2 separate regions of the Homo sapiens genome follow, and region 2 is linked to region 1. A link is an interaction called in ENCODE POLR2A ChIA-PET data of the cell type or tissue named here. Cell type or tissue: PC-9. All regions are shown on one strand. Links, peaks and the distances in the headings refer to the core of each region. The heading gives the core; the rest is flanking DNA.

What was found. Peaks named below come from ENCODE experiments on the same cell type or tissue, not always from the same donor. Only the 100,000 strongest peaks of a DNase experiment are listed, where the experiment ranks them.
Region 2: POLR2A ChIA-PET joins it to region 1 with 8 read pairs; 2 of 35 experiments call an interaction of 5 or more read pairs at or near these places.

Annotation. Positions count from the first base shown.
Region 1 is chr17:18,846,665-18,852,097 of GRCh38, reverse strand. No RefSeq gene overlaps it. Among named protein-coding and RNA genes, the nearest start is that of PRPSAP2, 8.8 kb to the left of the region's middle. RefSeq lists an enhancer at 1,892-1,951. In PC-9, for the core only: no CTCF peak of the experiment used is centred there; no DNase peak of the experiment used is centred there.
Region 2 is chr17:18,724,235-18,729,667 of GRCh38, reverse strand. It overlaps the pseudogene TRIM16L. Among named protein-coding and RNA genes, the nearest start is that of FBXW10, 17 kb to the left of the region's middle. In PC-9, for the core only: no CTCF peak of the experiment used is centred there; no DNase peak of the experiment used is centred there; H3K4me3 peaks cover 821 bases; H3K27ac peaks cover 2,687 bases.

The DNA of each region.
Region 1 (5,433 bases), core at 776-4,775:
AAAAATACAGAATTAGCCGGTCGTGGTGGCACATGCCTGTAATCCCAGCTACTCAGGAGGCTGAGGCAGGAGAATTGCTTGAACCCGGGAGGCGGAGGTTGTGGTGAGCCAAGATCACGCCATTGCACTCCAGCCTGGGCAACAAGAGTGAAACTTGGTCTGAAAAAGAAAAAAAAAAAAACAGAAGGAGTTTTGTAGACCCGGCACAGTGGCTTACGCCTATAATCCTAGCATTTTGGGAGGCTGAGGCAGGCAGATCACCTGAGGTCAGGAGTTCAAGACCACCCTGGCCAACATGGTGAAACCCTGTTTCTACTAAAAATACAAAAATTAGGCGGGCGTGGTGGTGCATGCCTATAATCTCAGCTACCCAGGAGGCCGAGGCAGGAGAATCACTGGAACCAGGGAGGCAGAGGCTGCAGTGAGCTAAGCTGAGATCCTGCCACTCCAGCCTGGGCAACAGAGCGAGACTCCGTCTAAAAATATATATATATATTAGCATTAGCATTACCATTTTAGCTGTACAACCTTAGAAGTCATTTCTCTCTGTTAGTTTCCTCATCTGTAAATGGGCTAATGCCACCTACTTCATGTCACTATTGAGGTGGATGGAGTAGAATAACATATTTATGGTAATGTCAATAAACCAAAGCCACAGCAAGGTTGGCACGGCCCACACACAGGCCCCCGTGGCAGCCTCCTCCTCCTGGTGGCAGCACCTAGCCAAGATCTGGGCTTTGAGCCCTTTGCCCACACCCTACTCTCAACAGCTTTCTCCTGGGCACTACTGGTGACACTGTGCTGGCTCACAGCAGCACCCCACCCACCAGGACTTTTTTTTCATTTCCATAATTGGAAAGTGCAGAATCAGGGACTGATGATCCCCCGGTAAATTACCCCCCAACTCAACTTTATCGGGTCTCTCCCTGCCAAAGACAGGCATCGCCAAGGCCTCTAGCCCGAATCATAACAAACACTCTCCAAACCTTGTATCTCTGGCTCAGCCTCTCTAAATCCCTCCCTTAAGCTGGAGGGAGGAGCACCCTAAGCCAAACTTCGGGCCCACTGATCTCCTCCCCTACCTACACTGCCCTGCCCCAGCTGGAGAGCCCCTATGCCACTGTCCTGCAAGCAGTTTTTCCTTCCCCCTTCACTGGAAGCACCTCCTAGGGAGGCCTAAGGACTGGGGCCTGGTGGTGCTGAGGCCTGCCTTGGTGGCTTTGCTTCCTGGGGCCTCCAGGGGGTAAGGCTGGTGTACCTCCTTCTGAAGCATTCAAATCTTGCATTTGCTTGAAATCTTAGTAAATGGAAGGCTTTCCCCATTCACATTCTATCATAAGTATTTGTATTAGTCAGGACTTTTGCAATAAAACTCAGCTTGAACCAGCTAAATGTAAAGGGAAAGGGGCTAACTGAGGAGGGGTGAGGCTGACTTCCACAGCTAAAAAGCCCAGGGGACAGCTTCGTATGGCTAGATCCAGTGCTCCACTATCTCCAGGGTTTTGTCTTTCTTTGGTGATTTTATTCTCAGGCAAGCTCTGCCCAGTAATGCCAACAGGGCCACCAGCACTTGGAGGCCCCTATGGCACTTCATTCTGTGAACTCAGTAAGAAAGAGGCCCTACCCCACCAGCGTCCTTTGCAATGTCCAGTGAAGGACTCTGATGTCATATGTACACACAGGTATCTCACACATACATGAAGACATCACTCACACTCAAATGTTCCCCATGTGGATGACACATACATTCACAAATCACACACACTCATACATCACACACACATCCAGCTGTCTCTCACACAGGTGTGACTCAATATTCACACATGGCTGGGCATGGTGGCTCATGCCTGTAATCCCAGCACTTTGGGAGGCTGAGTCAGGCAGATCTCTTGAGCTCACGAGTTCAAGACTAGCCTGGGCAACGTGGTGAAACCCCATCTCTACAAAAAATACAAAAAATTAGTCAGGCGTGGTGGCACACGCCTGTAGTTCCAGCTACTCATCTGCCCCTGATTCTGCACTTTCCAATTATGGAAATGAAAAACAAGTCCTGGCGGGTGGAGTGCTGCTGTGACTCAGCAAGTATCACCAGTAGTGCCCAGGAGGATGGCTCGGGAGGATGGCTTGAGCCTGAGAAGTGGAGCTTGCAGTGAGCTGAGATTGCACCACTGCACTCCAGCCTGGGCGGCAGAGCCAGACCTTGTCTCAAAAAAAATAAAAAAATAAATAAAAAATAAATAAATAAATAAATAAAAATCTCTCCCCCTTAGATGTTACAGACCTGCAAACGGCCACCCTCAGAGGCCTAACTCACCCAGATTTAGTTGATATGCCACTTTTTTAAGGAACACACCTACCTCTTACCTAACACATCGCTTCTTTTTTTGTTTTGTTTTGTTTTTTGAGACAGAGTCTCGCTCTGTCACCCAGGCTGGAGTGTAGTGGCGTAATCTTAGCTCACCGGAACCTCTACCTCCCGGGTTCAAGCTATTTCTCCTACCTCAGCCTCCCGAATAGCGGAGATTACAGGCATGCGCCACCACGCCCAGCTAATTTTATATTTTTAGTAGAGACAGAGTTTCTCCATGTTGGTCAGGCTGCTCTTGAACTCCCGACCTCAGATGATCCGCCCACTTCGGCCTCTCAAAATGCTGGGATTACAGGCATGAGCCACCACGCCCAGCATCACATTGCTTCTTACCTAGATGTAATTCTGTGACATATCACTCTAAGTCTGTGTGTAACAGATTGAAGCCCTCTCATTCTCCCAAAATAGTGTAGAGCCTTTGAAAGGATTAAATACATTCATTTTTTTTTAACTGCCTATATCGAAAGACACAGATTGGGAGAAAATATTCACACTACATATATCTGAAGACAAAGGACCTATATCCGATGACAAAGGACATATATCCAGATGATATAAGTAACTCATTTTTAATTTTTTTTTTTTTTTGAGACGGAGTCTTACTCTGTCGCCCAGGCTGGAGTACAGTGGTGTGATCATAGCTCACTGCAGCCCCAGCCTCCTGGATTCCAGTGATCCTGCTGCCTCAGCTTCCCAAGTAGTTAGGACTACAGACATGTGCCCCTGCACCTGGCTTAAAGTTTATTTTTTAAAATCTGCCGGCCTGAAGGACAGGTCTTCTGCCCTGCTTGCAGTCCCTGTGGACTGTCTGTCTTGACTTCCCTCCCACTCCCTCTGGGCACCTGCCCTCAGTGCAGCTGCCCTCCAGCCCCTCCGCTACCTCTGCAGCTCTGCCTGTGCTGTTGTTCCCTTCTTTGCTTGCGGAAATCCTGTCTCCACTGAGGCCCTGCTCTGGGAAGCTTCCACCTCCCACAGGCTTTCCCGGTGTGTGATTTCACTCCTTTGCTGGCATTTAGAGGTAGAAGCTGAGAGGCCTGGGGAAACTAACTCAAACAGTTGGTGACAGCTGAGGAGAGTCTGGAAGGTGAGGGACTCAGAGCTGGGGACATGGATGGACAATGCTGTAACCGCCCTCGCAGCCCACCATCCAGGAGGAAGCCGAGGAGACAGGCCTGGGCCCAAGCTCCAGGGCTCAGAACAGTTAGATCAGATTCCTGTTGATTCTGCCTTTGAATCTAAGAGGGTGGCCCAGATCATATATCAGGAGATGGCTGCATATAACAGAAAACAAAATAACAATTACTTACAGGCCGGGTGCAGTGGCTCACACCTGTAATCCCAGCACTTTGGGAGGCTGAGGCAGGTGGATCACCTGAGTTCAGGAGTTCGAGACCAGCCTGGCCTCGAACATGGTGAAACCTCGTCTCTACCAAAAATACAAAAAATTAGCTAGGTGTGGTCGTGGGCACCTGTAATCCCAGCTACTCGGGAGGCTGAGGCAGGAGAATTGCTTGAAGCCGGGAGGCGGAGGTTGCAGTGAGCTGAAATCGTACCACTGCACTCCAGCCTGGGCAACAAGAGCGAAACTCCGTCCTCAAAAATAAAAAAATAAAAATAAAATACAGGCCGGGCACGGTGGCTCACGCCTGTAATCCCAACTCTTTGGGAGGCCAAGGTGGGAGGATCACCTGAGGTCAGGAGTTCAAGACCAGCCTGGCCAACTTGGTGAAACCCATCTCTACTAAAAATACAAAAATTAGCTGGGCATGGTGGCGCACCTGTAGTCCCAGCTATTCGGGAGGCTGAGGCAGAAGAATCGCTTGAACCCAGGAGCTGGAGGTTGCAGTGAGCTGAGATTGCCACTGCACTCCAGCCTGGTGACAGAGTGAGACTCTGTCACAAAGAAAAAAGAAAAGAAAAAAAAACAGCTGGCCGGGCGTGGTGGCTCACGCCTGTAATCCCAGCACTTTGGGAGGCCGAGGCGGGCGGATCATGAGGTCAGGAGATTGAGACCACGGTGAAACCCCGTCTCTACTAAAAATACAAAAAATTAGCTGGGTGCGGTGGCGGGTGCCTGTAGTCCCAGCTACTCGGGAGGCTGAGGCAGGAGAATGGCGGGAACCCAGGAGGCGGAGCTTGCAGTGAGCTGAGATGGCGCCACTGCACTCCAGCCTGGGCGACAGAGCGAGACTGCGTCTCAAAAAAAAAAAAAAAAACAGCTGGAGTCCACTGCACACAGGCAATGACTCTCACACATGAAACTCATATTTAGATCTGTGCTATGTTTTGGGTTTTGTTTTTAAATACAATAATGTTTAAACAGATTAAACCAAGTTTTAAAAATAACAGGCACATATTACATGAAAGAAATCAAGGAAATGTCTCGGGAAGAAAAAAATCTTAGTGTTAAAATTCCTAAATATCAGTATAGTCATTATATATTGTTCAAAAATAGCAATATTCTGATTAGTTATATGTTTGTTTGAAAATAAAATAATTTGGTAAATTTCCCACATATTTAGTCTAGTACTTAGTCTTAATATAAAAAGCTGGATTTGCCAGCAGAAAATTGTAATTACTTTTTTATGAAGTAAACACACATTATATCACTATCATTGCATGGAAGAGAAAGTGAACAAAAAAAGATTAAGGAATAAAAAAAAGAATATCACTATCATATAACTACATACATTAACAAAGAGACAAACATATCCCACTGGAGATTAGGAGTTTAGCAGAAGTCTCTGAAAATACTAAAAACCGAAACAAAATTAATAATTGCTTTTTGTTTGTTTGTTTGTTTGTTTGTTTTTTAACTATGTAGCGAATTCTTCTGGTTAAGACTAAGCATCAAAAAAAGAGATCTTCCTGAGAGCAATTATTAAACAATTCCTCTTGACCCACACTTCCAAATTAAGTCTATAGTTCTGGAATATGAAATCATTTTCATTTTAAACATAGTTGATGGAAGGCAACTTTTAAACAGAAAACTGCAGTTTAAAGTTGTCTCAAACTTAGTAGCTATATTTGTAACAAGCAACCACCCACAGCCAGTTGTAAATACA
Region 2 (5,433 bases), core at 708-4,707, 120 kb after region 1:
ATCCCAGCACTTTGTGGGGCCGAGGCGGGTGGATCACGAGGTCAGGAGATCGAGACCATTCTGGCTAACACGGTGAAACCCCGTCTCTACTAAAAATACAAAAAATTAGCCGGGCGTGGTGGCGGGCGCCTGTAGTCCCAGCTACTCGGGACGCTGAGGCGGGAGAATGGCATGAACCCAGGAGGCGGAGCTTGCAGTGAGCCGAGATCGTGCCATTGCACTCCGGCCTTGGGGGGAAAGAGCAAGACTCCGTCTCGAAAAAACAAAAAAAATTGGCCGGGCGTGGTGGCTCACGCCTGTAATCCCAACACTTTGGGAGGCCGAGGCGGGCAGATCACCTAAGGTTGGGAGTTCAAGACCATCCTGACCAACACGGAGAAACCCCGTCTCTACTAAAAATACAAAAAATTAGCTGGGCATGGTGGCCCATGCTTGTAATCCCAGCTGCTCAGGAGGCTGAGGCAGGAGAATCGCTTGAACCCGGGAGGTGGAGCTTGCAGTGAGCAGAGATCGTGCCATTGCACTCCAGCCTGGGCAACAAGAGTGAAACTCAGTCTCAAAAAAAAAAAAAAAAACAAATAAAAATAAAAATTAGCCAGGTGTGGTGGCGGGCGCCTGTAATCCCAGCTACTTGGGAGGCTGAGGCAGAGAATTGCTTGAATCTGGGAGGCGGAGGTTGCAGTGAGCCGAGATCGTGCCACTGCACTCCAGCCTGGGTGACAGAGCAAGACTCCATCTCAAAAAACAACACACACACACACACAAATAAATAAAGTTACAAAACGAGAAAAGAGAAATAATTTATATACTCTTTGGGTAGATCTTAAGGGAAACTTGTGAGGCGGGAAGCCAAATGGTTATTAAATGGTTATTCATATTTTCTTTGTGTTTTGATATTGAAAAGCAAAGAAACTGACAAACGCTTTGTTGGTGTTTTTGTCTGTCTTTCTCTTTTACTCATTCAAAAGTTAACTATGTTGTACTTGTGTAAGGATTATGGATTTTTTTTCTTCTTTTTTTGTACTTTCCAAGTTTTTCACAATAAACATTTGTTTTTTGTAACTAGCAGAGAATTTTTTCAAAAATGCAAGCAAGAAAAAATTGTATTTCAGAATATCAGAGCTTGGATGGAGCCTTCTGAATTATTTACTCCAGTGGGCTTGTTGATAAATGAGAAATTTGAGACTCAGGGATGTGAAGAGCTGTTAACAGAGCTGTTTTCTGACAGATTCAGGATGTTGCAGCTTACCCCCAACCTAGTGTTCCTTCCTCGAAAGGTTACATGTTCTTTAGATCTCGTTCCAATGGCTTACGGTTTGATGTCTAATGATACATTGTAATGAAAAGCATTTGCTCTTCTGAGCCCTCCTCAATTACTCCAGCCACAGCCCTCTCTGAAAAGCAGCAGGCTCCAGTCTCATCCCTACCAAGCAAACCTCCATGCAGTGGACTGCTGGAGCGGTTTATAAAACATACTCACTGACTCCATCATTCTCCCATCTGAAACCCTTCCCAGCCATACACCTGCCTGGCCGTGCCAGTCTCATCACTCTGCACCCAGTACCCCAGGCTCCACCCCTATTAAAGTACCTTGGCTCCCCAAATCAGCTGTGCTTCCTCAAACCTCTCTGCCTTTGCATATGTTGTTCCCTCTACCTGGAACATACTGCACGTTGAACCTGACTCATCTTCCGGGACCTGCTTCAAGCTTCCCTGCTCTGAGCAGTTCTCCCTCCCTACCCCTCCTATACTCTGCTGAATGAAGAATCTGCTTCTCTCTGTTCCCACTGCTCCCTGTGCACACCATTTAACAAAAAACAGTTCCATTCACAGATGGCCATGGGCCTAGCAAAGAGAGGGTGCTTCATGGGGCAGCTGTGGGATGCTTCTGCCCCCACAACCCCCATACCTCCAAGAACTGGACAGTGTTGCTGATGGCCGCCATCGTCTCCAGCTCCTGCTTACTCTTCTCCATCTCGGCACTCCTGTACTCCAGGTGGGCCTTGATACCGTTGGCCTGGCTCAGCGCAGCTTGCTCCTTCTCCTCTAAGAAGAGCATCACATTGGCCTGGGCCTTCCTCACAGCAGCAAGGAGTTCCCCAAACTGCATTTCAGCCACTGCTTTGACCTCTGACACCGACACCTGGCGGGGGGTGGGGGTGGAAGGCAGCCAAACATTTCTTAGTGAGGCATCCAACTTGATAGAAGCTCAACATACAGAAATGTCAGAAACACATATATTAGGGAGCAGTTCCCTATTGTAAAAGGAATCCTTTATTCTCATGTGAATTCCAGGTTCCTGGAAAAAGGATTTACGTATTAACTTGGTCTCCTCATCCATTTGATGAGACAGTGAATTCCTCTATGACCTCCGAGATCCCTCACAACTCTGACACTCTGGGATTGTTAGTCAAGTTTCCGAAACTGATTTTCCTACCAGAGCAATGCGTGTATTCAGTCTACTTGATAGTCATATTTCAAGAGGTAAAGAATTTGGCTTTTTTTTTTTTTTGTATAATCAGCATGAATTAGCTTTCTTAGCATTTCATTATGCCCGGTTAAACTGACCACTGAGTCCATCAGAGCCAAATGCATGTCTAAGATGATACTGTCTCTACCACATACAGAATCCCCATAAAATGTTTAGGGTGCAGATGACCATGGCACCCAAGCAATTCCAGGACAAGCATGTATATGCAGAACAGAATGTGACATTCAAATAAAATATAAAAGAAAACCCATGTGAGAAACATTAAGGTTTTGAATGATGGGGGACATGCATGTGGACTCTTTTGCATGGTAAGCATCCTCTATGAATGCCTTCAATCAATATCATGTTTACAACATCTTTCCAAGCTCTGAAGGTTTCCTCTTCTCTGGTATTCTTAAGAATTGGTGTAGACAGCTGGGCGTGGTGGCTCATGCCTGTAATCTCAGCACTTTGGGAGGCTGAGGTGGGCAGATCATGAGGTCAGGAGATCGAGACCATCCTGCCTAACATGGTGAAACCCTGTCTCTACTAAAAATAGAAAAATTAGCCGGGTGTGGTGGCGGGCGCCTGTAGTCCCAGCTACTCGGGAGGCTGAGGCGGGAGAATGGCATGAACCTAGGAGGCAGAGCTTGCAGTGAGCTGAGATTGCGCCACTGCACTCCAGCCCTATCCCATCTGAGACTTTCTGAGCACCCCTCCAGGTGCTGTTTTCTCTTTCTCCTCCCAATGTTAAGGGCAAGCTCTGAACATCAGGGCTCCAAAGTGAGTCAAACAGCAGATATCCTTGGGCAGAGGCTTCAGGGGCACCTCCCATCCCTGGCAAGGAAGGAGAGAGGGAGAGAGGGAGGGAGAATGAGACCCAGATCAAAAAGGGGAGCACAGTAAGGAAAGGACTCAGAAAGGATGGGATTCTGGGCCCAGGCTTAGTGGGAACCTAGAGGTTTGGAGGGAGATGGGAAGAAAAAATGATGACACCAGATAGGTCTTCTGCCTGGCTCAGGCCCTGGCTTAGGCCAGGGCTCAGCAATTCACTCCACGAGAATGGTCTCTGATCAGTCTTCAATCTGGTGGCAAAGGGAAGAATAAGCAGGGGAAAGAAAGCAAGGGGTATCCCTACTGGAGGGGGATGGTGGGAAGACACAGACAATCCCCCTACATTCTCTCTCTCTCTTTTTTTTTTTTTTTTTTTTTTTTTGAGACAAGGTCTCCTCTGTTGCCAGGTTGGAGTGACACAATCTTGGCTCACTGCAGCTTTGACATCCCAGGCTCAAACGATCTTCCACCTCAGCCTCCGAAGTAGCAGAAACCACAGGTGCATGCCTTCATGCCCAACTAATTTTTATATTTTTTGTAGAGATAGGAGCTTACTACGTTGCCCAGGCTGGTCTCAAACTCCTGGCCTCAAGCAATCTGCCGTCCTTGGCCTCCCAAAGTGCTGGGATTACAGGTGTTATTACAGGTGGGATTACGTCCAGCCTACATTCTCATTTTTATGCCAACTTTTCCATCGCCTGTTGGCTTCCTTGAGGTTAGGTAGCTGGACAGAGCTGGGAGCAAAGAAGCTGTGGTAATAGGATTAAGGAAGAGCGGGGATGGTAGACTTTATCCAAATTCTTCCAGCCCACACCAAGAAAAGCTTTTAGACAGGTGACGGTGTTGAGAAGCCAGGGCAGCAGGAGAGGCGATTTGGGAAACCTGAGGCTATCTGGTTTTGTGGCTCCCTCCGGAGCCCTTTTGTTCAGGGCTGGCCCTCACCCTTGGGAGGAGGAATAGTAGCACCTTAACCAGCTGCTCAGAAAGACTGCAGGTGGCGACAATAGTAGAGAAGGAGGCAGGCAGAGAATGGGCTCTGGACTGTGGATGGGAGGCTCAGAGCACTGTCTGAAATGAAGACCTGAGAACCAGGAAAGCTACCTGGGCCCCACCCAGGCCCCCCAAGTGGCAAACCTGCTGCCTGGGGCTCTGCCAGGTATTGGCTCTGCAGCCCTCTGACACTTCACCTCTCTCCCTCTTCCCACTCTCCTGAGAATGAGGACTCTCTGCTGCTAGCCTGGTCACTCTTCTAATTATATAACAATAATCATAAAAACAACCAACATGTAGTAAGTTCTTACTATGTGCCAGGCACTTTTCTCCTAGCAACCCTAAAAGGTAGGTACTATTAGGGTCTCCATTTCTTAGATAAGGAAACTGAGACAGTGATAAATGGACTGATTTGCCCAAGATCACACAGCAAGGTTTGAACCAAGACTGTCTGTCTCTGGAGTCCAGCCCTTTGACCACCACTCCACACTGCCTCAAAATAGGGCCCAGGGTTGGGGATCCATGTGCCTGCAGTATAGCACTGAGCTGGCACAGCCTGACCTCTCCCTCTGGGCCCTGGCACATTCACTAGGATGAGCTGGGGAGGTACAATGGGAGTTCAGCTGAGCTTTCAGCCCATGGGCTGTGGCTGTGTGGGGGTTGCAGGGAAGGACCTTTAAGTTCAGCCCATTAAACAGAAGCCCTCCTAAGACCAGACGAGAGACAGGGCTTAGCCCCTTGTTCACTGTGGGCACCAGTTAGGGTAACATCCTATGCCCATAATGGACTATAAATACACAGGCTGCTGCTGAGCAGGCGACCAAGAGGGAAAGAGGCCAAGACTCCCAGCAATTCCTGAACCAACTGTTTACAGGTGTTGCCTCCTTGACATTGCAAACACTGTAAATTCTGATATATTAATCATTACTAGATTTAAATCTAAAAGTCAAATTACATTTCCATATGGCAAAGAAGTAATGATGAAGAAATCTACCTCAGAAGACAGGAGAGTTTTGCTTATAACCATTTGGGAGCGGGGGCAAATGGTGGTGGTGGTGTTTGATCCAGGCTCTGCATTAGCTAACGTGTCCTAGTTCCCCGGCTTACTCACCCTTCATGCCCACTCAGGCTCCAGGTAG